Regions from separate parts of the Homo sapiens genome. Here all the other regions are linked to region 3. A link is a loop called in an ENCODE intact Hi-C map of the cell type or tissue named here. Cell type or tissue: Caco-2. All regions are shown on one strand.

What was found. Hi-C counts contacts between places; a loop is a spot of excess contacts. Peaks named below come from ENCODE experiments on the same cell type or tissue, not always from the same donor. Only the 100,000 strongest peaks of a DNase experiment are listed, where the experiment ranks them.
Region 1: a loop joins it to region 3, with 4 times the contacts of the local background. A loop is called at or near these places in 8 of 110 quality-filtered maps.
Region 2: it touches region 3 in a loop (4-fold over the local background); 3 of 110 quality-filtered maps call a loop at or near these places.

What each region holds. Positions count from the first base shown.
Region 1 is chr3:159,628,727-159,636,726 of GRCh38, reverse strand. The region is part of intron 4 of IQCJ-SCHIP1 (IQCJ-SCHIP1 readthrough); the gene reads right to left. All of the region lies in intron 1 of SCHIP1 (schwannomin interacting protein 1), which reads right to left. Among named protein-coding and RNA genes, the nearest start is that of IQCJ-SCHIP1-AS1, 140 kb to the left of the region's middle. RefSeq lists an enhancer at 4,135-4,645. In Caco-2, no CTCF peak of the experiment used is centred here; DNase peaks (open chromatin) are centred at 1,476 and 4,406.
Region 2 is chr3:159,784,922-159,792,921 of GRCh38, reverse strand. All of the region lies in intron 4 of IQCJ-SCHIP1 (IQCJ-SCHIP1 readthrough), which reads right to left. The region is part of intron 2 of SCHIP1 (schwannomin interacting protein 1); the gene reads right to left. Among named protein-coding and RNA genes, the nearest start is that of IQCJ-SCHIP1-AS1, 20 kb to the right of the region's middle. In Caco-2, no CTCF peak of the experiment used is centred here; DNase peaks (open chromatin) are centred at 2,951, 4,801, 5,561, 7,401 and 3 weaker places.
Region 3 is chr3:159,728,268-159,736,267 of GRCh38, reverse strand. All of the region lies in intron 4 of IQCJ-SCHIP1 (IQCJ-SCHIP1 readthrough), which reads right to left. All of the region lies in intron 1 of SCHIP1 (schwannomin interacting protein 1), which reads right to left. Among named protein-coding and RNA genes, the nearest start is that of IQCJ-SCHIP1-AS1, 36 kb to the left of the region's middle. In Caco-2, no CTCF peak of the experiment used is centred here; DNase peaks (open chromatin) are centred at 3,377 and 3,897; H3K4me3 peaks cover 957 bases.

The sequences.
Region 1 (8,000 bases), 100 kb after region 3:
AAATTTATTTCATGCCAATTTCCCTCTGGATGAAAAATAAATGTTTTAACCTATGATGAATTCATGTTTCAGATCCTGCTGGGTTGGCACATTGTAGATGCCTATCACTTCTACATTTAAATTAAGAAAGGAAAACAGCGGTAAATTTTATGACCTAGATAAAAATCACATTCCTTTACAATTCCTTATCCTTATAGCTTGATAACTTTTAGGTCCTGAAATTGATTTTTTAAAAAAGTCTAATTTCTTCCTTACAATTTATGGATTTCTCTCCCTCTCTGTTCTTCAATTAGCTTCAGCAGAGAAAACAGAGTTACCAGTGTGGTGCTTATGGTTTGATTCTCTTGTATTAATTTAAATGTAAAATATTGCAAAATTAGGCTGGGTGCGGTGGCTCATGCCTGTAATCCCAGCACTTTGGGAGGCCGAGGCAGGTGGATCACTTCAGGCCAGGAGTTCAAGACCAGCCTGGCCAACATGGTGAAACCCCGTCTCTACTAAAACTACAAAAATTAGCCGGGCATGGTGGCACATGCCTGTTGTCCCAGCTACTCTGGGGGCTAGGCAGGAGAATCACTTGAACCCAAAAGGCAAAGGCTGCAGTGAGCTGAGATTGTGCCACTGCACTCCAGCCTGGGCAGCAGAGCAGGACTCTGTCTCCAAAATAATAAAATAAAATAATAAAATATTGCAAAATTAAAACACTGCCAATAAAATCTCCATTTTTTTTCAAAAGAAAAATGGTTAGCATGAGATCTTTTCCATTGCATTCCACACCTGCCTACAAAACTAACAAAGTACAAGGCGTATACTTTCCTCTTTCTCCCAAATATCTATTAAGACAATGATAACTTTTATCAAGAAAAGAGCATAGTTTGATTCCTGAATGTTTATTTCTAAATCTCTTGTCCTCACAAAGAACTGCATTTGTGATTATGAAATGTCCTTCTTTACCTAAGTTTCGGTATGTTTTCAAATGAAAAGCTTTCAAATGAGAGTAAGCTGAAATGTTGAAATGAGAGTAAGCTGAAACATTTAAATGTTTTCAAATGAGAGTAAGGAAGCTAGACTCACAAAGGAGGAGAAATAATTTGTCATTCATCATTCATTTTCTCATTCATATACTCATCCAGAGGAAACATGGTGTCACACAGAAGAACCTGAGTCTCAATATCCCCTCAAGAAACTTACAAACCAGAAGGAAGAAGAAGCTATATTATAATTATATTACAGGCAGGATGGGAATCCCACAGGAATGGTATTTCACTATGCATAGATACTGCTCTATGGGTGGTCAAAACACTAAAATACTTCCATGTCAATTAGGTACAGCTACTCTTCTGGCCTCCCAAGCACCATCGTTGCCCCTCGAGTCCCTGACTAGAGACCCCCCATCCCTACCACCTCTCCCATGGTCCAGCAACTAAAAGTAGAAGGCTTGTGCTGGCTAGGAGCTCCTGCCCGACTGCTCCTCTGCTTGCTTGGCTAATGCCTGGGCAGTTGTGGTTGTGAAATATTTGACTTATCACTCATAGATAAATGATACAAAGAGAACAGGTTCATTGGGAAACAGCCTCCAGATGGATTTCAACTATCTGCAAAGTTAGAATTGTAAAAAGCAGAGTAAGAGGAATTGAAACTCCATTTTACAGCCTAGATTTGCAGAATATCTTCAGAAAATTCTGGTTCTTCTTATAATACAAAGACGAAGGTTGTAAGCAGGGCTGGCTACTAAAACGTGTGCATTTACAGATCAGGTGGAGCTCTCAAAAAACACAGGCATGGAAGTTTAGTTGCTTTGTTTGCCACCCATGATTTTCAGCTTGTGTTGTCAAATTTGCATTTGAAGGCGCTATTAAGCCATGGCATCAAAATAATGATGACAGTTGCTGCAAAATATAAGAAATCAAAAGGAAAAGGGGGGGAAAACTTCTGAAGAGAAGAATGGCTCCAAATGCGGTAATTATGCAGAGCTGTGACGAGCCTCATTCACATATAATGTATACTTTGGGCAAGGGAAGAAGTGCTGTACAAACAAATCTGAGAACAACCTGCAATTCCCATCAGCCACACACAGTGCAGGGGCTGCTTTTGTGGTCTAGACAAGAGTGACTCAGAAAAATAAGTAATTTGCAGTGGAGCACAGGCACTAAGGGAAATTTGTCAAAATCAGTGTGGAAGTCATAACAAAAGGAAGATAAATTTGGTTTCTTTGCCTTTGTGAAACCAACGACTAAACTGAGAGGTGGGCCTCTAACTGTTCAGCATTTCCTATTTGTTTATTCTGGCTGGAAAAACTTGAATTCTTACAGATTTTGATGAAATCTGATACACTGGTTTAAAAATAAATATTTGTTAACCAAAGTAATACACTTACATAGTTTATTTCTTTTTTTCTTATTTTTACGGTATGAAACATTACTAAAAGTAAACTAACCCTCTTCCATTCTTCATTTCTACCTCCCAGAGGCAATCCATTGCAACTCTTAATGACTTTTTCTTTTAAAATATACACTCTCTCTGCATTTCTAACTAGCATCTTAATATTACTATTGCTTATGTAACACATTTTAAACATAATCTCTTTATTTTCTGTTACTAAGCTCTCTAATTTACCCCCTAAAATCCTTGAAAAACAAATCCTCCAAACTTCCCCATATCCCATCCCTTCATATGTCACAATCTTTGGTTAAATCTATAGTCAGTCTTTGTTTTTGTCGCTAAATATTACTACTAAGTTGACTAGTGTTCTAAGATTACAGGTTTTTTTGAGTTAATTATTGCTTTTTTTACTGTTATGCGTAGGTCCATGTATGTATTTTCCCCACTCCAAATATTTCAAAAAACCCTCTAATGCCTATCACTAATATTTTCCAAATATTTCATCACATCAGATATCTGATTGTTCTAACCTTTCTTTAGTGGAAACTCTTTTTTTGGTTTATTTTCTTGTTTTGCTAAAAATGAATTCTCAATGTACTTCCTAATTAAGAGTGTATAGGATATATATTTCTTGAGCCATATATATGGAAAAATATATTTCTTCTTGCTTGTGCACTTGAGTTTTGATACGTCTGGTAGAAAATTTCATATTAAAATTACTTCCCTCTGAATTCCCAGGGAACTACTCCATTCTTTTCATGCTTCCAGTGTTGCTATTGAAGAGTCTGATGTCATTTTAATTTTTGAATTTTGTATGTGATTTACTTTTCTTCTCTGAAAGCTGTTAGGACTTTTTCTTTACTCCCAATGTTCTGCAATTTCACTGAGATGGTGTGCCCTGTGGGTGGGGCCCTTTCTCTCTCTCCCACCTCCATTTATTGTGCCGGGCATTGGTGGTACCTTTCAATTTGGAGACGTGTGCTTTTCAGGTCTGCCACATTTTTACATATTACATCTTTAATACATGTCACCCTCTGGCTTTTCTGTTGTCCCTTGTGGGATGAGCTTCCTTACAGAATAAATTCAAGGTTTATTATATGTATATAGATACCTGCAGTAGAAAGTGTGATATCTCAAAGGAGAAAAACACAGGGAAAATGAAGATTTTGTGTTAAAAATCTGTGTCCCAACCCTTAGTTCAATTCTGAAATTATGAGACTGCAGAGTTTAAAAGCAAAAGAATGAAATTCCAAGGTGTGGAATTTCAGGGTGTGGTCTGAGTTTTCAAGGGTGTGGCCATAAGTTTTCTCAGACCTAGGAGAAGGTTTTCACTGTTGGTGCTTATTCCCTGGGGCTATAACTGAACTAAATCTAGAGTCAACCTTCTGATACAACCCTAGAAGAAAAGGCAACTTTCATCTTCAGCACCTTATTTAGAAGTCTCCCACATGTGCCCCTTAACAGTTAAGGAGCTTTCAAGCTAGGGGTCCACATCTCCCCACCTTGTGGTTTAAACCTATCTTCTTTTGAAATATCCTGAGTATCATCAACATCAGGGACAGATTTCCTGGGAGCTCATCATAGTCCGTCCTCCCCTGGCAGTTCAGTTGCCCTTCAGTCAGACCAGCTCAAGACAAAACCCTGAGCAAACTAGCAGTGCTCTAGGTCTTTGCTTGATGATCCAATTCCATGGCAGGGCCCAGTTCTAAAACTATTTGTTCCAAGTTTGAGATACATGGCTACAATATCATTTGTGCTTTCTCTCTGACAAAGGGAAGGAGAGCAAGGTCCAGAAGCCAGTTGCTAATACAACAAAATTAGCTTCCCTCCTTTCCCCAAAATGGGAAAAGCCTTGGTGCCTGATGTTTGGTCCTACACAGCCAAAGGCCTCGCCCTGAGGGAGAGGGAGTCCCAGGAAGAAACTAGCTGATGTTTGCATCCCACCTCCTATTCAGTGGAAAGTTGTTATCTGACTCTTCTAATCTCTGCAGAGTCCTTCAGGCCAGCTGGGCAGCTGCATTCCAAGGGAGAAGTGTCTCTTTGAAGTTGGCGCCTGTAGACGTCTTGGCCTACATGGGGCTGCAGCGCAGAGCTAAAGCTTTGCAGAAGGCTCACAATAATCCGGATTCAGGCTACATCTCCTCCAAGAGGTTTTCTAGGGCAAGACGACACATAGCCACATTTTTCTAGTCCTCAAACGAGCTGGTTGCAAGGTTGTTGCCAGCCCTAGTACAATCTAGATGATGGCCTCTCCATTCCCAAGGGACTTCATACATAGCTAAAACATAGATTTAAAAAATCTTACCATATTTTTTTTTGTTTTCTTTCTTTTTGAAAAGTAAAATTTAGAGTTTTTAAAAACATAGAATACATATTCATTAAGGAAAAAAGAATACAAATAAGTGGAGAAAGTAAGAGATGAGGTGGGGGGTGCATATCACACAGAGAAACCATTGTTAATATTTAGAGATGTTCCATTTTTTTCCACTGCTTATTAAAAAAATTTTTTTGTGGTAAAATATAAAATTTACTATTTTAACCATGTTTAAGTGTAAAATTCAGTGGCACGAAATACATTCATAATCTTGTATAACCATCACAACTATCTAGAGTGTTTCATTATCTCAACCAGAAATTCTGTAACTATTAAGCGATAACTCCCTATTCCCCATTCCCTCCAGCCCCTGGTAACCTCTATTCTAATTTCTGTCTCTGTCGATTTGCCTACACAAAATAGCTCCTATTAGTGGAACCATACAATGTTGGCCTTTTGTTTCTGCCTTATTTCACTTAGCATAATATTTTCAAAGTTTATTGACAGGGTAGCGTGTGTCATAACTTAATTCCTTTTTATCCTTGAATAATATTTTATTGTATGTATTTACTTTGTTCATTGGCTGGTCAACACTTGTTTCTACCTTTTGGCTATTGTGACTCATGCCACTATGAACATTGGTCTTCAAGTGTCTGTTAGAGTTCCTGTTTTAAATTCTTTTGAGTATATACTTAGAAATGGAATTATGGGTCCATATAGTAATTCTATGTTTAAATTTTTGAGAAACCATCAAACTGTTTTCCACAGTAGTCACACCATTTTACATTCCCAGCTGCAATGCATGAGGGTTTTGATATCTCCATATTGTTGCCAACACTTGTTATTTTCTGGGTTTTTTTTTTTAAGTTTTAGTAATAGCCATCCTAGCATGTGTTAAGTAGTATCTTACTGTGGTTTTTATTTGCATTTCCCTAATTACTAATGATGTTCAGCACCTTTTCATGTACTTATTTCTCCTTTGTATGTTTTCTTTGGATAGATATCTTTTCAAATTCTTTGCCCACGTTTTAACTTTTTTTTTGGTACTTTCCTTGTAATTCAACTTTGGGTGAAAATGCACCACTACCCAAATCAGGAGGTTTGAATACCACATCTAATTTTAACACTATTATTTTTTAAGATTTTATCCAATTTCTTTTATTTCAATAGGCTTTTGGGGAACAGGTGGTGTTTGGTTACATGAATAAGTTCTTTAGTGGCGATTTCTGAGATTTTGGTGCACCCATCGCCCAAGCAGTGTACACCGTACCTAATTTGTAGTCTTTTATCCCTCACCTCCCTCCCTTTTCCTGTAGTCCCCAAAGTCCAATGTATCATTCTTATACCTTTGTGTCCTCATAGCTTAGCTCCACTTATGAGCGAGAATGTTTGTGTCCTCATAGCTTAGCTCCACTTACGAGTGAGAACGTATGATGTTTGGTTTTCCATTCCTGAGTTACTTCATTTAGAATAAGGGTCTCCAATTCCATCCAGGTTGCTGCAAATGCCATTATTTAGTTCCTTTTTATGGCTGAGTAGTATTCCATGGTGTATATATATATACCACATTTTCTTTATCCACATATACTCGTTGGTTGATGGGCATTTGGGCTGGTTCCATAGTTTTGCTATTGTGAATTGTGCTGCTATAAACATCTTTGCCCATTTAAAAATTGGATTGTTTCTCTTTTGTTTCTAGTCACTTTTTTACATAGTTTTAAAAAAAATTCTGTAGATGAGGTCATACAGTGTGGAATTTTTTCTTAATTTTCCGCATAACCATTGAGATTAATCATATGTGTGTTTTTCTTTCATCAGATTGAGCCCCTGAAGGTCAGTGATCAAGATTATGTCTCTGCTTCATTTTATGTATTCCCAATGTGCATCTCATATTTTAGTAAAGGGGAAATTGAAACTTTACAGTTTCATAAATGTGTAATGCTCTTTCATGCTTCTGGGGCTTTGTACATTCTCTTTGGCTGCCACTGTCTTTCCAATTTCCTTCATCTGCCTTATTTCCTTCTTACCCCTCATAATCCCAGCCTTCCCTGACTTTTAGAACAGAGTTGATAAGTTCCTGCTTTGTTCCGCCACTTATAATAGTGTCTTGCAATACTTTATTTACTTGTCTGTCCTCCCTCCTGGGCTGTGAGGTCCTTGACTGCAGAGTGCATGCCTTATTGGTCTTTGTATTCTCAGTGCCTGTCAAGGATTCTGGAACACAGCAGATATTTAATAAATGTGTGTTGAGTGAAGGAAATGTGGAAATTTGTTTTTAAAAATACAGGATTTGTTTATAAACATAAATGAGGCCCAGGGCTTTCACATGGTCTATTTTGTTTAATCTCTACAACAGCCTTGTGAAGGAGGTGGAATTGAGCCCACTTTACAGATGCAGAGGCTCAGGGAGGCTGTGACTTGCCCCAGGTCACATGCTGGTAAGTGTTGTCCTGCAACAAGTCACTTTCATTCTGGAAATCACAATTTGCTGTTGACTGCAACTGCCAGGCCTGTTGATAGGCATGATTCATCCTTTAAACTAACTGCCTGATCCCTGAACAATAAGATTTGGTAGGAATAAAGTGTTAATTCAGAAGCTCAAAGATAAAATGAAAGGTTTTGTACCAAAATGGGACAGGGTGAACTCATCTTTGGAAAAGCAAATTTCTGAAATAAGCAAATGGAGAAGACTTAGCCAGAAAAAGAAAATTCAGTGTTTTGTTTTTGTTTTTCTTTTTCTTTTTTCTTTTTTTAGACAGGGTCTCTTTCTGTTACCCAGAGTGGAGTGCAGTGGCTTGATCACAGGTCACTGCAGCCTGGACCTCCTGGGGTCTCAATGTCTTCTTAAGAGAATAATGTAATCAAGTTGTGTGTGTGTGTGTGTGTGTTTTTGTTTAACTTCAAGTAACTTGATGAGTTACAGATACAGAATATATTATGCATTATCATTACCGTATTTTCAGCATGTATAATTGATAGAATGTACTCTTTTGAGTTTATCATCTATTATTTTTAGGATAATGTCTAAATAAAGGAAGATTCACTTTTTTTACCTCATCTTTTGTGTATTTTATAGAGACAATTTTTCTTAAAGAGTGGGCTTTGTCTATTCTCCACCAACTGTATGTTTTTATGATTTTATGTTGTATTTTTAGTAAATTTTTACACATAAAAAATCTTTAAAACATAATCAGGTGCTGCTTTGATATCTTTAATATTTCAGATTTTATGGCCATGCTATAAAGGTCATTTTGTGTTTTGTTATTTTTTATATTGTTTTATTGACCTTGTTTTACACATAGAA
Region 2 (8,000 bases), 57 kb before region 3:
ACAAATTCCTGATTCAGTTAAAAATTACATCCAAATTCTTTCTAAAATTTTAATTCAGTACTCTAGCCACTAGAACAGAACACATCTCTACACCCAACCCCAAATAAAATCTCCATTCCAATAAACAAACTATCAACTTGTAAGTAAATATGAAAACCAAAGGCCTGAAAAATGGTTAAAGCATTTGAATTTTTAAAAATTCTCTTGTTAAAACCTTATAAATGACAATCCAGCCACTTCAAATCCTTACTAGAGATGAGCAAGGGAACTGTAGCCATTTCCTTCTAGGCCAATGACTAAAAACTAATAAACAACTAAAATGCCAACTAATTGTGTGAATGAAATACAGATATCTAAGCAAACAAAAACTCTACTATTAAATTTTACAATGACTAAAAAGTCTGTACCCAAACCATAGATGATTATCAAAATAATAACAACATGTTACCATTTATGAAGCCTTTATTATGTTCCAGACAATTGTCAAGTGCTTTACCACATACAATTCTTTAACAGCCTTGCAGTACCAGTGTTCATCCTCACATCCAGGATGAAGCAACTGAGCTCCACAGGGTGAGACTCTTAGGCGGTAGAACTGGAATTCAAAGCCAAGTCTGTCCTATGCCCCAAGCCATGCTCTTCCACACCGCCTGAGTCTCCTCTGCCTCCATACCTTTGAGGCACAGCCTGGCACTTGACAGGCCCCCTAATAAAGACTCATTGAACTGAGCTGAATACAATACAAGGAGGGCACTATCAGTACCAACTCCATTATCTCCAGGAATGAACAAACAAAGGAATTGTACCAAAAAGAGATGCCCATGGAATTCTAATCTTTAGAAGAAAATGAGTCATTTTTTTTCTAGGCCCAAGATAGACACACACAGATGAAAATAATTATTATGGGCACACACGTTCATACCCCAAATAGAACATGACTTTTTAAAAAATGTCAAAAGTTAAATAAGAATATTACCCGGCATTCCATTTTCCAGGATTTTAAAAATAAATTGAGATTTTTCCTCATTAAGATAAAAGTATTTTCTAATAATCACTGGGGAATAATCTGTATGATAATCAAAAGGGATTAATGGATTCCTTTCCTTGTTCTTTATCAGTAACAGATTCCTCTCTCACTAATATTACCCTGTTTTATAGTCAGATAAGTGAATACAACTGATAATAAAGGCCAACAAGGAAGAGGGAAAGCAAAGGAAGCCACGGGCTTCTGCTCTGATGCTAAGACTGTGTGAAGGATGTTTCCCAGGCTCCTTTCTCACCTGGCTCCCTGCTAGATCTTGCCAATGGGAGGCATGGGGGAATGGCCAGCAAGAGGAGGGCCCAACTCCTGTAGGACACCCCTCCAGCAGCTGCAGAAAGCTGGCCCTTGGGCACCCCTGCTGTGACTTGACTGAGGTTGCCAGATGCCCCAAGCAGGACTCTGTCTCCCCTCCCTGAGGGCTATGCCTGAGCCACAGCAGGCACCTGCCGGGAAGGTTCTGGTAACATCGCCTCTTCCCTTTTGTTGTCTTGGTCCCAGGAGTGGTGGCTGCTTCTTGCCGTTACTAGTCTCTGTGTTACCTTGGTTTCCACATTTTGCTCTTTCTGTGTTTTTTTTCACTTGTTTAACTGATTCCTTGCATTAAATCTGCTCCCTGAAATTCTTAGAATGGTTTCTATTTGCTGATGGGCCCCTGGGCTGATATGACAATGAAACTGAGAGGTTAAACGTGAGACTGCACCTCCCTGCACTGAGTGGTTGAATCTACTTATCTGCGCTGAGGTCCCTATTCCTTTGAGGAAGTTCCAGGGCCACCTTATCCCCTTGCCTTAGGTTATCTATTCAATTGTGTTTCATAAGAAGTCCAAGGCAGGCAAGGTGTGAGGGGTCCGCCCAGACTCAGGCCACATTCTGATTTCTCAGAAGCGGTTTTAGGGCCAAACTTTCCATGCTGAGGATAATTGCAGGATTCTAAAAAAAGAATATTAAAATAAATAACATAAACACAACTTTTTCACAACACAATTTGGTTTAAAGGATTAAGAAACAAATCCCATTTTTCATGTAAAAATCTTAAAATAGCAATGATAAAGGCAGAAAGCCAAAGCTTAGGGGAAAAAAATGCTTCTAAGTGGACATGAAAAATTTTGAAAATATGAAATGTATAAGTATTTTTTCAAAGTCAGGTCCTCTCAATGTGCAGAGAAAGATGGAAATAGCCTTTTTGTTTTCTTTTTGAGACAATCTCGCTCTGTCACCCAGGCTGGAGTGCAGGGGCTCAATCTCGGCTCACTGCAACCTCCACCTCCTGGGTTCAAGTGTTTCTCCTGCCCCAGCCTCCCAAGTCGCTGGGACTACAGGTACATACCACCATGGCCAGCTAAATTTTTGTATTTTTAGTAGAGATGGGGTTTCACCATATTGGCCAGGCTGTTCTGGAACTCCTGACCTCAAGTGATCCGCCCGCCTTTCAAAGCGCTGGGATTACAGGCGTGAGCCACTGCACCCAGCTGGAAATAGTCTTTTACAGAAAGATTGTAACTTCACTCAAATTATTACCAAGAAAGGAAACCGAGCATATGAAGGACATACATTAACACATTCTAATGCTGCTCAAGTTCCTCTTTCATAAAAACAGTATAAGTTATATCCAATAAAAAGTTTCTGTAAAAGGTAACATTTTAATGATTCACTAAAAGCATTTCCAATTTCTATGAACTTTGAGCCCAGCTGCTGAGTAGAGTCTGAGGAGCAGAGAGGAGCACTCTTTCAGCCCAGTAAATACCAAAGCTTTCAACTGAAAACATCCATTCCTCCAAAGTTGCCCCTGTCTTAATCCAAGTATAAAGTCCAGGTAGAGGGGGGCCTTGGGCAGGAACTGAGAATATGACCCTTCTGGCGGTGGGAGCGGTTGCAGCAATTAAATCACCTGTTTTGGATCATTGGCTGGGATCCCCAGTTCCTTCCAATTACTGACTGCTCACCTTTCAGTGGAGCTGCCCACAGGATGGACTGCCCCTCCCAGGCTGACAGGATTGTTCTGCTCACCACCGTAGTTTTAGTGCTTATCATAAATCAATAAATTGGCATTGCTATTTTACACATCAGGTTTGGAATCATGGTTTACTGGGTACATCCCTGATAAATAAAATTATCTTTCTTATGATAACAAAATCAGTTTCTGGGCCACGAGGCTAAGGGTCAGACCCTGAATTATGTAATCTTATCATTCTCAAAGTATGATCCCTGGACCAGCAGAATCAGCGTTACCCGGGACTTGTTTGAAATACAAATTTTGGGGCCCAACCCTAGACCTCCTGAATCAGGAGTGTGGAGCCCAGCAATTGTGTTTCAAACAAGTGTTCCAGGGGATTCTGATTCCTGCTCAAGTTTGAGAGCCACTAAATTGAAATGACAGTTATTTGGAGGTGGGGGATTATGGTTAATTTTGTGTCAACTTGGCTAGGCCATGGTGCACAGTTGTTTGTCAATGCCAGGTGAGATGTTGCTGTGAAGGTGTGCTTTCGATGTGATTAACATTTAAATCAGTCAATTCTAAGTAAAACAGATTACTCTCCATAAAGTGGGCCGGTCTCATCCAATCAGTTGATGACATTAAGAGAAAAGAGAGGTCCCCTGAAAAGGACGAAATTCTGCCTCCAGACAGCCTTTAGACTCAAGATTGCAACATTAACTTTTGAAGGAATTTCCAGCCTGCTGGCCTGGACTTGCCAGCCCTCGAAACTGCATGAACCAGTTCTTTAAAATCAATCTCTCTCTCTCTCTCTGTATATATAGATACACACACACAACCTGTATACATACACATATACAGGTTGAGTATCTCTTATCTGAAATGCTTGGGACTAGAAGTGTCTCAAATGTTGGATTTTGTTGGATTTTGGAATATTTGCATTATGCTTACTGGTGAGGCATCCCTAATCTGAAAATCTGAAATATTCCACAGCATTTCCTATAAGCATCATGTCAGCCCTCAAAAAGTTTAGAATTTTGGAGCATTTTAGATTTCAGATTTTTTAATTACAGATGCTCAATTTTATATATATGTAAGGTGAATTATATATATATTATACCCTATTGGTTATGTTTCTCTGAAGAACCCTGACAAATACAGGGTTCATATGTTCATATGTTTAATGCATGTATCCTACATTAGGACTAGGATTTTATCTTTTTTTATTTTTAGCACTGTATGCTCAGTGCCTAGTATGTAGTAGTTAGGCTCTCCATGCATATTTTTGGTGAATGAATGAAGTGTGGTGAACTCACCAAGAAAGGGAATTGGATAATTTGGCCCTGAGAGGGGGCTCTTGGAAATCAGCCAAACCTGAAAATACCTCCACTGAATTCCTTTGGGCAATAAACCTCTCCTCAGGAATCTTCTAGAGTGTGTAGATGAACCAACAGGAAATCACATCCAGGAATTGTGTTGAGTGTCTCTGTATTTAATTTCTTACAAGTGAAAGAACGCTCTACACTCGGCAGGCCACTCTTCAGCTTTGTTTCTATCCACAGGCCATGATTTTAAGTGCAGTGACTGCATTTGGCACTTCTGTAACGCCTTGTATTTAAAACCAGCTTTTAGAGTAGATCCCTATCAGTACTTTGTTTTTCTGGAAAGAGTGAAATTGAAAACTTAGCCTCAAATATCATCTATTTTAGTGTCAGCCCCAATACCTTAATCTAAAGAAGGTGCTTTCCTGAGAGATGGGAGCAGACTTTGAGGCCGACACTCATCTCTACTCCCACGTCACACCCTCTGTGGGGCCAGCTCACTCAAAACAGCAGCAGAGCTTAGTCTCCAGGCTGCGGGGATTGTTGTAATGCTATTGAAGACGGGTCAAAAGTCATCTCGATAAGATTATTTTGAAACCTCTAGGATAGCAATTCCATCTGCTATATGAAATCAGAAAAAGTAAACATTCCTTGGTTAACCTTCATCATTCCCCTACATAAACCTCAATCACATTTCTTTGAAACCATGCCAGATTTTCAGTGCTGGCTAATAGGATTCAGGCTCAGATGAGGGAAGTTGGTCCAAATGTGTGAAGTGGACAACAGTGGCCAGAGGGGAGGACTTAAGGGCCAACTAATGCTTCTTCAACTCAGTAGCCAGTCCTGTTTGAAACTTTGAAAATGCTGTTAAGCTGCAAAGTGTTCCTTCCCTTAGAGAAGGAAAAAACTAAGAATTAGTTTGGTGAATTTGCCCTCCATTTACCTGGCAATTTGCTCTCCACAAATCTGGCATGATTTCAAAGAAATGTGATTGAGGTTTAAGTAGGCGAATGACAAAGGTTAACCAAAGAATATTTACTTTTTCTTATTTCATATAGCAGATGGAATTGCTATCCTGGAGGTTTCAAACACAGAATACAAGGAAAGACATTCATTATTTCACTAGGAATCCATTCCGCTCACTAAGCTCCTACCAGATGCTGGGGCAGCCTCTGGGGCAGGGCCCAGGTAAGGCTGACAGTCATCTAGTGTCCAGAGAAAGAACCGAAAAGCTTGAGCCAAGTGTGTATGAATGTATGTGGGGTAAAGTGTGATGGAAAAAGCCGAGGGAGATGACTCAGCAGCTTCCAGTGTTTACAAAGACAACCAACACCTAAACCAAACAAAAAGGACTGAAGGCTAGGCAGAGGCTCGTATCCTATATTCAGTCCATATGGGAGCTACTTTGAAGTCAATTTTAAATTAAGTCACCTGGGAGTTGGAATTCTAACTCAACCACTTACCAGCTATGTGGAAGTTACTAAATCTTCCTAGGTTTTAATGTTCTCATCTTTTTACTAAAAAGGGGTACAAAGTTTGTTGAGAGGACAAAAATAAGATTACATAGGTCAAATCCCTGGTATCTAATCAGACCCAAAGTCAACCCTCAACAAGTCTTCTCCTTGCCAGTCAATACCAAAGCTGGCCAGTCACGCACCTACTCAGACTCGCTTACTGTGAGTTCTTCTTTGTCTTCAAAACTGTCTTCAGTGCTCACTTTAATTTTTACAAAAATATTCGGCTTTTTAAAGGGGGAAGGGGTTACTCTAAATTATTTGTCTTGTAAACTGAGGCCCCAGGGAAGGATTCTACGTGCTGTGGCTGGTCCAGCTGTGATGCTTCATTTCTATTAACCATCCCTCCACTACACACAGACCACAATCACACCACAAAACACACACACACACACACACAGTGCACACGCGCAGACACACACACACACACACACACACACACACGCTTTGACTCAGAGTCACTTCACTGCTTATCTGACTAAAGGTGCGAAACTAAACTATGATTTATGACCATTCCTTCTCATTTCAGTTTCAGCAGCACGAAATCCATTTCTCAGTACATTTCAAGGAAGAATAGTCATTGATATTTAAGAAGCATTAATGTTTTTGAACAGACATATGCCAATACCTCTAATAGGAATTAATAACAACTCAAATCCATATGAATCCATTTTGGCTCAATTTGAATAATTTGAGAACTATAATAATCTTTAAAAGTATCTTTTAATTTCATTATACTTTGAAGATAGCAATGTTGATGTCCAGATGACCATCACAATAAGGGTATCATAGATGATTTAGAGGTTAGGAAATGTCTATTAAAACTTGCTGGAAAAAAAAGCAGACTTTTTAGATTGCTATATTTGCTGAAAAGGAGACCTATGTTTAAATCATTCTAACCAATAAAGAATTAACAGATTTTGCTTCATGGCACTACAAACAGCTGTTGAGTAAGTCTTCCAGGTATTTCCTGCAGGGTTTAAAAATCTTGGGATAAAAATAATAAGATCTTATAATGAACCTTATTAACAGAAAGAAATGTAATAAAAATTATTATCTTTGATTTTCCCCATAGAGGGAGGGAAAATATCAACTGCATATTTTAAATAGATGTTTAAAACAACAAAAAAGAAAATACACATACAACAAAAATAAGATGTTTTAAAATTTCCCAAACATATATTCATGTCCCCAAAATAAATCTGATGTTTCGACCAGTTTGTTTCATATAAACCAAACAATCGTTGTCTATGAAAGTATAAGCTGCCCCAGTGATGGATAGCTCTTTTGTTTCTACAAACAGCAGCATTCAGTGGGTACCCTGGATGTTTTGCTAAAACTTCTAACTAGCATTCTGTTTATTATTCAGATTGATTAGAAAAATATATTTTTCTTTTGACAGTTGGGTGGCTTTTTAAAGAATTACTTGTTTCAAATTACACACTTCTATTGCAACACTTGAATCTGACACCTCAAGCATAAGCTACAACTTGCTGGCTCCCCATCTCCCAACAGAAAAAAAAAAAAAAAACCAACAAAACTATGGCCCTGAGAGGATGGCTCTGTATTTACATTCAGCATCATATATCAGCATTTACCAGGGTGAGGCCAATGGCTGTCAACTCCTGGCTCTTAGTCAATATTTAATCACTGTTCAGTTATGTAGGAAGAAGGAAACATTCCATCTCCCGATAACATGTCTTTAATATGAAAAAAGCTTTCACTACATTTATGGAAGCTTGGTTATGCTTCTTAGAAAAACTATCAAATTGAGATGTTGCACAACTGTTCTGATATGGCATTTTAAGTGCATTGCCATTGGTAGGTGTATAAAATGAATAATACTTAATCATGATTTTTTAACAGTATTACAGAATTTTGGGTTCACCCTGCAACCTTTTTATTTTATTCATTTGTTTATTTACTAACGGAGAAAAGTGGCTGGAGAAAAAAATGTATGAAATCCTCGTCTAGTTCATAACCTCTAGCTCTGGTTCAGTCTCTGAGCTATGAAGCAAAGCAGCCATACCAAGGAAAAAAATTCACATTGGCTTTTTGACTGTTACTTAATTTAAAAGATTCCACAGTTTTGTTTTTTGATAGAGCTTTGTAAATAATTTCCTCAGACCTAGCACCGTGATTTAAAACCATTTACTTGGGCCAGGCGCAGTGGCTCACGCCTATAATCC
Region 3 (8,000 bases):
GGCTGTTTCCACAGTTAACCCCTGTAGCAGGTCTATGGTTGCCTCAGCATCGACTTCTTTTTGATTCCACCTAATTAGAAACATAACTTACATTTTTATTAAACATTAAATTTACACATCCTTAGAAACATATCCATACTTGCAGATTGTTCTAAAGTGTGTAGACAAGATCTGGGGCCATTACCTTATTATTAAGGTACAAGACTTTGTTAGACTATTGGGCATTCAGATCCAACATAATTACTGAGCACCTGTCCTGGCACATTTCATGCTTTCCCTGAACCACGTGCATAAGTGTTATTATCATTCTCATTATGCAGGCCATAGATCGAGGCTCAGACACATGTAGGAACTAGCCCAGAGTTTCAAAGCTACTTTAAGTGGACAAGTGTGGACTCTCAACACGTCTCCTGACAGAGGCTGTGTTAATCCATGACTAGAAGATGGGCTATGTGTGTGACCTGCTCTTCGTTTAGTTAAAAATGGCATACTTGATTCCCAGCTTATGTATAGGCTGGGATGTGAACTTCCAGTGGAATATTTCTGTTGCTGAAATTTGTCACCACCTTTCTAAACTGGTGACAGAATTTTTTTGGGTCATACACAGACTCATTGCAAGTAAGGCAAACCTACTCTTAAAGTGACCTAAACAATGAAAGTGCTGAAAGTAAGGATAATCATGTTCTTGAAGACAGCTGTGTGAATGGGTTAGGAGTTTTATAGAAAAGTAGCAATTGGGGCCAGGTGTGGTGGCTCACGTCTGTAATCCCAGCACTTTGGGAGGCTGAGGCGGGCAGATCACCTGAGGTCAGGAGTTCAAGACCAGACTGGCCAACATGGTAAAATCCCCATCTCTACAAAAATACAAAAATTAGCCAGGCATGATGACGGGTGCCTGTAATCCCAGCTATTTGGGAGGCTGAGGCAGGAGAATCACTTGAACCCGGGAGGCAGAGGTTGCAGTGAGCTGAGATAACACCACTGCACTCCAGCCTGGGCGACAGAGCAAGACTCCATCTCAGAAAAAAAAAAAAAAGTAGCAATTGGTTATTTTTGAAATACTTGTAAGAGGTGCCTTATGAGAACCAAAAAAGTTCCTTTAAAAATGCTTTTTAAGCTTATTATTGGAATAGACCACCTTTATAGAGATTCTAAGATAACTTATTATTGTTCTTTAAGACTATGGAGTAATTTTATATTAAAAGAAAACAATCAACAATTCTTCACGTCTCTGAACACAAAATAAGTGGAAGTGGGTTTGCTTTAGGAAGAGCTTTCAAACAGTGAGACTGGTTGATGATTAGGAATGGGTTTCCCAGTGAGTTGGGCATCCTTCTGTGAAGGGAATGGGCACAGGGGATGAAGTAACTGTAGTCCTAAAGCTGAGCTACACAGCTGGTTTCCGTTTTCAAAACTTATTTCCTTTGCCAAGGAACAGTGTAATTTCCCAGGCAATAGAAAAAAAAAAAAAAAAAAAAAAGACAAGAAAAGAAATGAGAAATAGCATTTATGGAGCCTATGCCGAGTTCTGGGGTCTTCTGATCCTAATTAACATTCATTCTTTTTACAAATAAGAAAGCTAAAGTTTAGACTGGCTGAGTAATTTGCCTATGGTTATGGAAATAAATGAAGAAACTAGAAATTTAACTCAGATCTGCTCAATTCTAGGCTGGAAACTGAGGCACAGATAAAGTAAGTGGCTTGTGTGAAGTTGTAAGATCCATATGTGACTGAGGGCGGGGAGAGTCATTGAGTGAAATGTTTGGGAAGACACATCTTTTTTTTCGTTGGAAATACCTTGACTTATCTTATAAAAGATAACAGTATGGGCTGGGCACTGTGGCTCATACCTGTAATCCCAGCACTTTGGGAGGCCGAGGTGGGCGGATCATGAGGACAGGAGTTCGAGACCAGCCTGACCACATGGTAAAACCCCGTCTCTACTAAAAATACAAAAATTAGCTGGGCATGGTGGCACGTGTCTGTCATCCCAGCTACTCAGCAGGCTGAGGCAGGAGAATCGCTTGAACCTGGGAGGCGGAGGTTGAAGTGAGCCGAGATTGCGCCATTGCACTCCAGTCTGGGCGACAGAGCAAGACTCCCTCTCACAAAAAAAAAAAAAAAAAAAAAAAGTAAACAATAATAATAATAACAATATGGTACTTTTAGAGATTTTTCAGCTTTAAGGATAGAATTTTGTTTTTCTTTGTGCATCTATATTTGAAAGCAATGTATTTGACACTGCTTTCTGGATTTGCTTGGTACAAAATGAAGCAAAACTATACCCATGCACTCTGCTGTCTTCCACATTGTGAATGCATAAGTTAACTTTTTGCTTGGGACACCAATGTTTCTGAATGAGAAAGGTCCAAAGTAAAGCCCTTTGTGATTTTAGAGTCAAGAACAGATCTTTCTTTTCAGTAACCAATAATCACCACTTTGCCCATCCATCAGAAGTCGGAGGAGAAGAGAGGAACCCTTATACTAACAAATCCCTCGTGATAAAACAAAATCTTTTTTCATGAACATTCTGTCTTTAGAAAGCACTAACAAGTGGATAGAGCACTTGTTAGTTAATAATAAGAAGAATTCTTCAGTGACTACTCAGATGAATGAATATTTTTAAAAGGCATGGAGTATGTAAGGAATTTTAATCCAGCCTTCTTGTTCACTCCCCCACACAACTGTAGAGAAACCACTGCCTCTGAATGATGAATGGACCTTGACTCAACTAGGAGGAAAGAGGACCCCAAGCCCTGTAATTTAGCATCTCTTTTTTTAAATTCCTGGGTGGACTCCTTTTTTGGCTGTAGGCTCAGTTAAACGGCTTTGGATATTACGTAAAATGACCATCAAGTGTTTCTCCTTCTATACTACACCCATCTCTTTTCAAGCTCTCAGTAAAATCCCAACCCCAGCTGTATATACATCTCAATCTTAGAGAGAAACACATTTCTGCTAGGAAATCTTTAGCTATTAAAAAGTTTTATTAGTTAATTTCAAATTAATATTGTACCAGGCTCCAGACCATGGAGGAAAAAAATTCAAGAAGCTGAGTTAGTAAATGACGGAGCAGTAATTAGCTTAAATGAGATTTCTTCCAGCCCTTTGCTGGAAGAAAGATGACACAGAAAATCTGAGATGTTTCTGTGGATGACACAGAAAATCTGAGCTTAGAAAATCTCTCTTCTCTGCATGTGGTACTATGAGGATGCCAGAGATGCATTTCCACAATCATAGTCTTGTTTATTTATTTAGTCTCCTACTGCAGTGCTTCACACATGCACCCCCACCTCCTGCTCTGTGGCAGCCAAACCCTAATGGCTAACAAGCCAGGCTGCAAAAAGGGTTAAGGCTGCAGCCTTCCAGGCCTATAGACATTCCAAACATTCATGTACTTTCTCCTCTGCAGTCTGGTCCTGTAGCTCCAGCTCCTGGAAAGCCTTCAGCACTTGCAGAAGCAGTATTTCCTACCAGCTATGTTTGGTTTTAACTTGCGGTTCACCAGGTTATATAGCTCAAGAGTCTAAACTTATCCCTCCACGGTCTTATCTATAATTTGTCCCTCTTCCCCAGCTGAATTTGTTTCCCCTGCCCTGCCCTGCCCTGGAAATGCCTCAGGGCCTTCTGTAACCTTGCTGCCTTCTCCCCACAGGAAGTTAGATGCATCCTCACTGGCTGCATTACTGCACATTTCCCTTGTAACCTTGTTTTTTCCTTCAACTCAAACTTCTCCAAACAGCACCATCTCTGCTGACCCTGAAATTCTCTAGCCCTTTCATACCAGTCTTTCTAACCCGCCATGAGAACGATTATAGAGGGCAAATTGCGGAGAGAAGGTTTGGGAACTCACCTGCACAGCAGCAAGGATCAGACACAGGATGGGGCTGCCCGCAAACTTCCCAGGGACTGTCTGCAGCCAAATCTCTTGGCCTTAAAGGGACAGGGCACTTTTCACCATATAAGGAAGACAATTTCACTTGACTGCTTTGGAACCTGTTTGGGCAAGAAGCAGCTCCTCTTGACATTGCCTGCCAGGCTTCAGCCTTTTGAGGAAATTTGGAGCCTGACAATTCACAAGTTTCTGCACATAGTAGGCAATTTAATAATTCCTAAATAAGGGGCCAGGCGTGGTGGCTCACGCCTGTAATTCCAGCACTTTGGGAGGCCAAGGCAGGTGGATCACCTGAGTTCAGGAGTTCGGGACCAGCCTGGCCAACATGGTGAAACCCAGTACCCAGTCTCTACTAAAAATACAAAAATTAGCCAGGTGTGTTGGCGGCCTCCCAGCTACTCAGGAGGCTGAGACAGGAGAATGCTTGAACCTAGAGGCAGAGGTTGCAATGAGCCAAGATTGTGCCATTGCACTCCAGCCTCGGCAGCAGAAAAAAAAAAAATTCCTGGATAAGGCACAAGAAAGATATTTGGTGGGCTAATTTTAAAGGCCAGAAAACCCTTTATGTGGGACTTATTCTCTTACAAAAATGGTTTCTGGCAACTGTGAAGTCTTCCTCAATTATATGAAAGGGCTTCTGCTTCTATTTCAGGTTTGGCTTCCTTGAGACAGAGGATCTTGCTCGCCTCAAAGAGGAGGGCAGTTTGCCCCCTTCCTCCTGACTCCAAGACAAAAGAGAGAAGACTGAAGAGTGGTAAAGCTTGTGGTGTGAGATTTGGATTGTTGTAAGACACATTTGCGCTGCATCCTGAAAACAGTGAAGTGGAGATGATTTTGCTCTTTCAGCAGATAGAGAGCCCTTCCGAAACAGATAAACACGCACAGTCCTCAGTGGAGGCCCTCTACCGGCCTCGTCTACTCCTGAGCACACCTCTTGGACTCCCTTGGCTAAAGCCCACAGCTGAAGCTTGAGGGTTCCTTTTACCTTCCAGCTGGCAGGGACGAGGATGTGCTTTAGCAAGAGCAAAGATTTTCTACTGATAATATTCAAATGCAAAGCTGTCCTGTTGATTTGGGGGTGGATTAAAAGTAATTATAAAATGTTAGATTCTAAGAAGAGAGTAGAGCCTAATTTGGTCATCACTTTTGTGGTAACATACTTCTTTCTTTGCTGCTAACTGGATATTGTCTTTGAAAATGCTTTGACGTCTGCCAGGTGGCTCCAGCCAGCACCTACTCTTTTTTGCTTAGCTTACTATGCCTAATATCCAGTGTCTGAATCACAGATTTGGGATCTTTTAAAAACGGAATTTGGCGCTTGATTATAGAGTCTCATACTATCTTCACATCTTACTTTCTTGCATAAATTTTGAGTTTTAAGGACAAAGGCCACTCCATATTCCTCCTACTCTGATTAACTCCCAGCATGGAACAAGCATGTAGTAGAGTGGGAAATCTTTGTTGGATTTAATCAACTGAATGGAACCCTGGGTTTTTGTATGATGTCTAGATAGTTTTATGAATAAAATAGGTGTTTACTAAATAATTGTTTAGTAAATGGCTAACCCATCCCAGCCTCACTGGGAAAGAGAGGGAAAGGGGAGCTCCTCTCCCTTTTGCTGTGGTCAAATAAATACATGATTTATTTGCTTTACTCTCTCTTTTATATCAACTAGTAATTTTCATATCATTAAATTTTCTTTAAGGGAAGAGGTCAAAGGAATATCTTTAAAAGGTAATTATTGTGATTACTCTTTGATCCAGCAATCTAATTTCTAGGAATTTAATCTAATGAAATAATTAAAAAGAGGCAAAACATTATATTAATAGAGCTACTCATTGCATTACTATCTATAACAGCCATAACAAGAAATGACTTAAAGTTTCTAAGGTTATTTCATACAGTAATAATAATAGCTCATGCTGATTGATTGCTCATCATGTACCAGGCACTGCTCTAAAAGCTTTATGCAGATTAACCCACTTAATCTGTAATCTCACTTAATCTGTCTCAATTCTCATGTCAAACCTATGAGGTAAAAATGGTCATCATCCCCATTTTATAGGCCAGAAGACTAAGGCGCAGAGGTTAAAAAATTCCCATTTGGATTGAGGTATTTTGGCACCAGCATTTACAGTCTTAGCATCATTCTTTGCTCTCATTAGGACTTCCTGAACATTATAATAGGCACTAGGGACAGACAGATTTATGAAACAGAAAGGACTCCACTTCATATAGCCATTAAAGATAACAATTATGAAAACTATGTACAAATAAGGAAACATGCTAATTTATATGGACATACATATTTATAGATACATTATGATGCCATTTATTTCATATGGATAGATATAGTGTAGATATAAATTGTGATCTTTTTATTTAACAACATATCTTGGATATTATTCCATATCCAGGCCTGCAGATCTCCTTTACTTTTTAAATGGCAGAATACAAGGCTGTCTTCTGGGAATACACCACAATTTAACCAGTGTCTTATTGATGTACATTCAGACTGTTTCTAGTCTATTGCAGCTAAAATAGTTGCGTAATGAATATCTTTATTTGCCATATGTGATTTCAACAATAACCAAGAAATCTTATTTTTGTTGCTATTACATTCAATTAATCATTTGATTTAGGGAAAGTTGACTTCTTTATGATATTTAGTCTTTTTATCTAAACACAGGGAATGCCATTTCATTTTATCAAGATTCAGTTACATATATTCTGCATGTTTATTGTTATTTTTATTCTAATGTATTTTATTATTCTAGAAGCCATTTTAAATGGGAACTTTTTCATTATGTTTTCTAACTTGTTTTTATACAGGAAAGTTATTGATTATTGCATTTAATAACCAGCTTTTGTACTGGATTATCTTATTGTTTCCAATAATTTTCTATGTGACTCTCTTTTAGCTATGCGATCATATCATCTGTAAATAATTATCACTTTGGCTCATCCTTTTCATTGTTTTATACATTTATTTCCTCTTATTTAATTGGGTAGTACTTAAACAATATTAGTTACATATGTTAAACAATGGCACCATTTCCTCACATTATTGGGAAGGCTTTTTGTATTTCATCATTAAACAACATGCTGCCTTGGAAAAAATAGGTAATTTTTTTACCACTACCACAATATTATAAAGAGAGTTTTATCTGGAACACTTCTATTTTCTTTCTTTTCTTTTCTTTTTTTCTTTTCTTTTCTTTTTTTTAGACAGAGTCTCACCTGTCTCCTAGGCTGGAGTGCAGTGGTGTGATCTCAGCTCACTGCAACCTCTGCCTCCCGGGTTCAAGTGATTCTCCTGCCTCAGCCTCCCAAGTAGCTGGGACTACAGCATGTACCACCATGCCCAGATGATTTTATACTTTTAGTAGAGATGGGGTTTCACTATGTTGGCCAGGCTGGTCTTGAACTCCTGACCTCAGGTGATCTGCCTGCCTTGGCCTCCCAAAGTGGTGGTATTACAGGCATGAGCCACTGCGCCTGGCCGGAACACATCTATTTTTAATGAGTAAACCTGAGAGCTTCAAAACCCCCTGGCCTGACTGCCAGGAATAATTCTGTTTCTAACTGTCCCCCACTATTTCTCCAGGGATCCAGGGCCTCTCAGAGTTCACCTGAGCTTTCCCAAGTCTGGTTTGTTCTCTCTACCCTGCTGCTACTACTGCAAGTGACTTTCACAAGATGCTTCTGAGCATAGCATTGCTCTGCTGTGACCACTGCAGGTAACCCATCCCAGCCTCACTGGGAAAGAGAGGGAAAGGGGAGCTCCTCTTCTTTTGTTTCTCCAACCAATGTGAGACAGATTCTTCCCTTTATCTCATAAGACAGCTGATGCCAGGAACCAATTTAATAAGACATTACTTAGGCATGGAACAACTTAACAAGACATTACTGGAAGTTGGCAGTGAGTGGGGGAGAAGTAGTATAGCACCCTCTAGACTGGTCTTAGGGTCCCCTGTGAAGCTGGTTGCCTGCCTCATTCTCCATCCTCCTTCAGATGTCAAGAGAATTTCTGCCTTTTGGAACTTGGACAATATTGGCCACCTACCCAGAGAGAGGAGAAGGATAATCCAGACATAAAGGTAA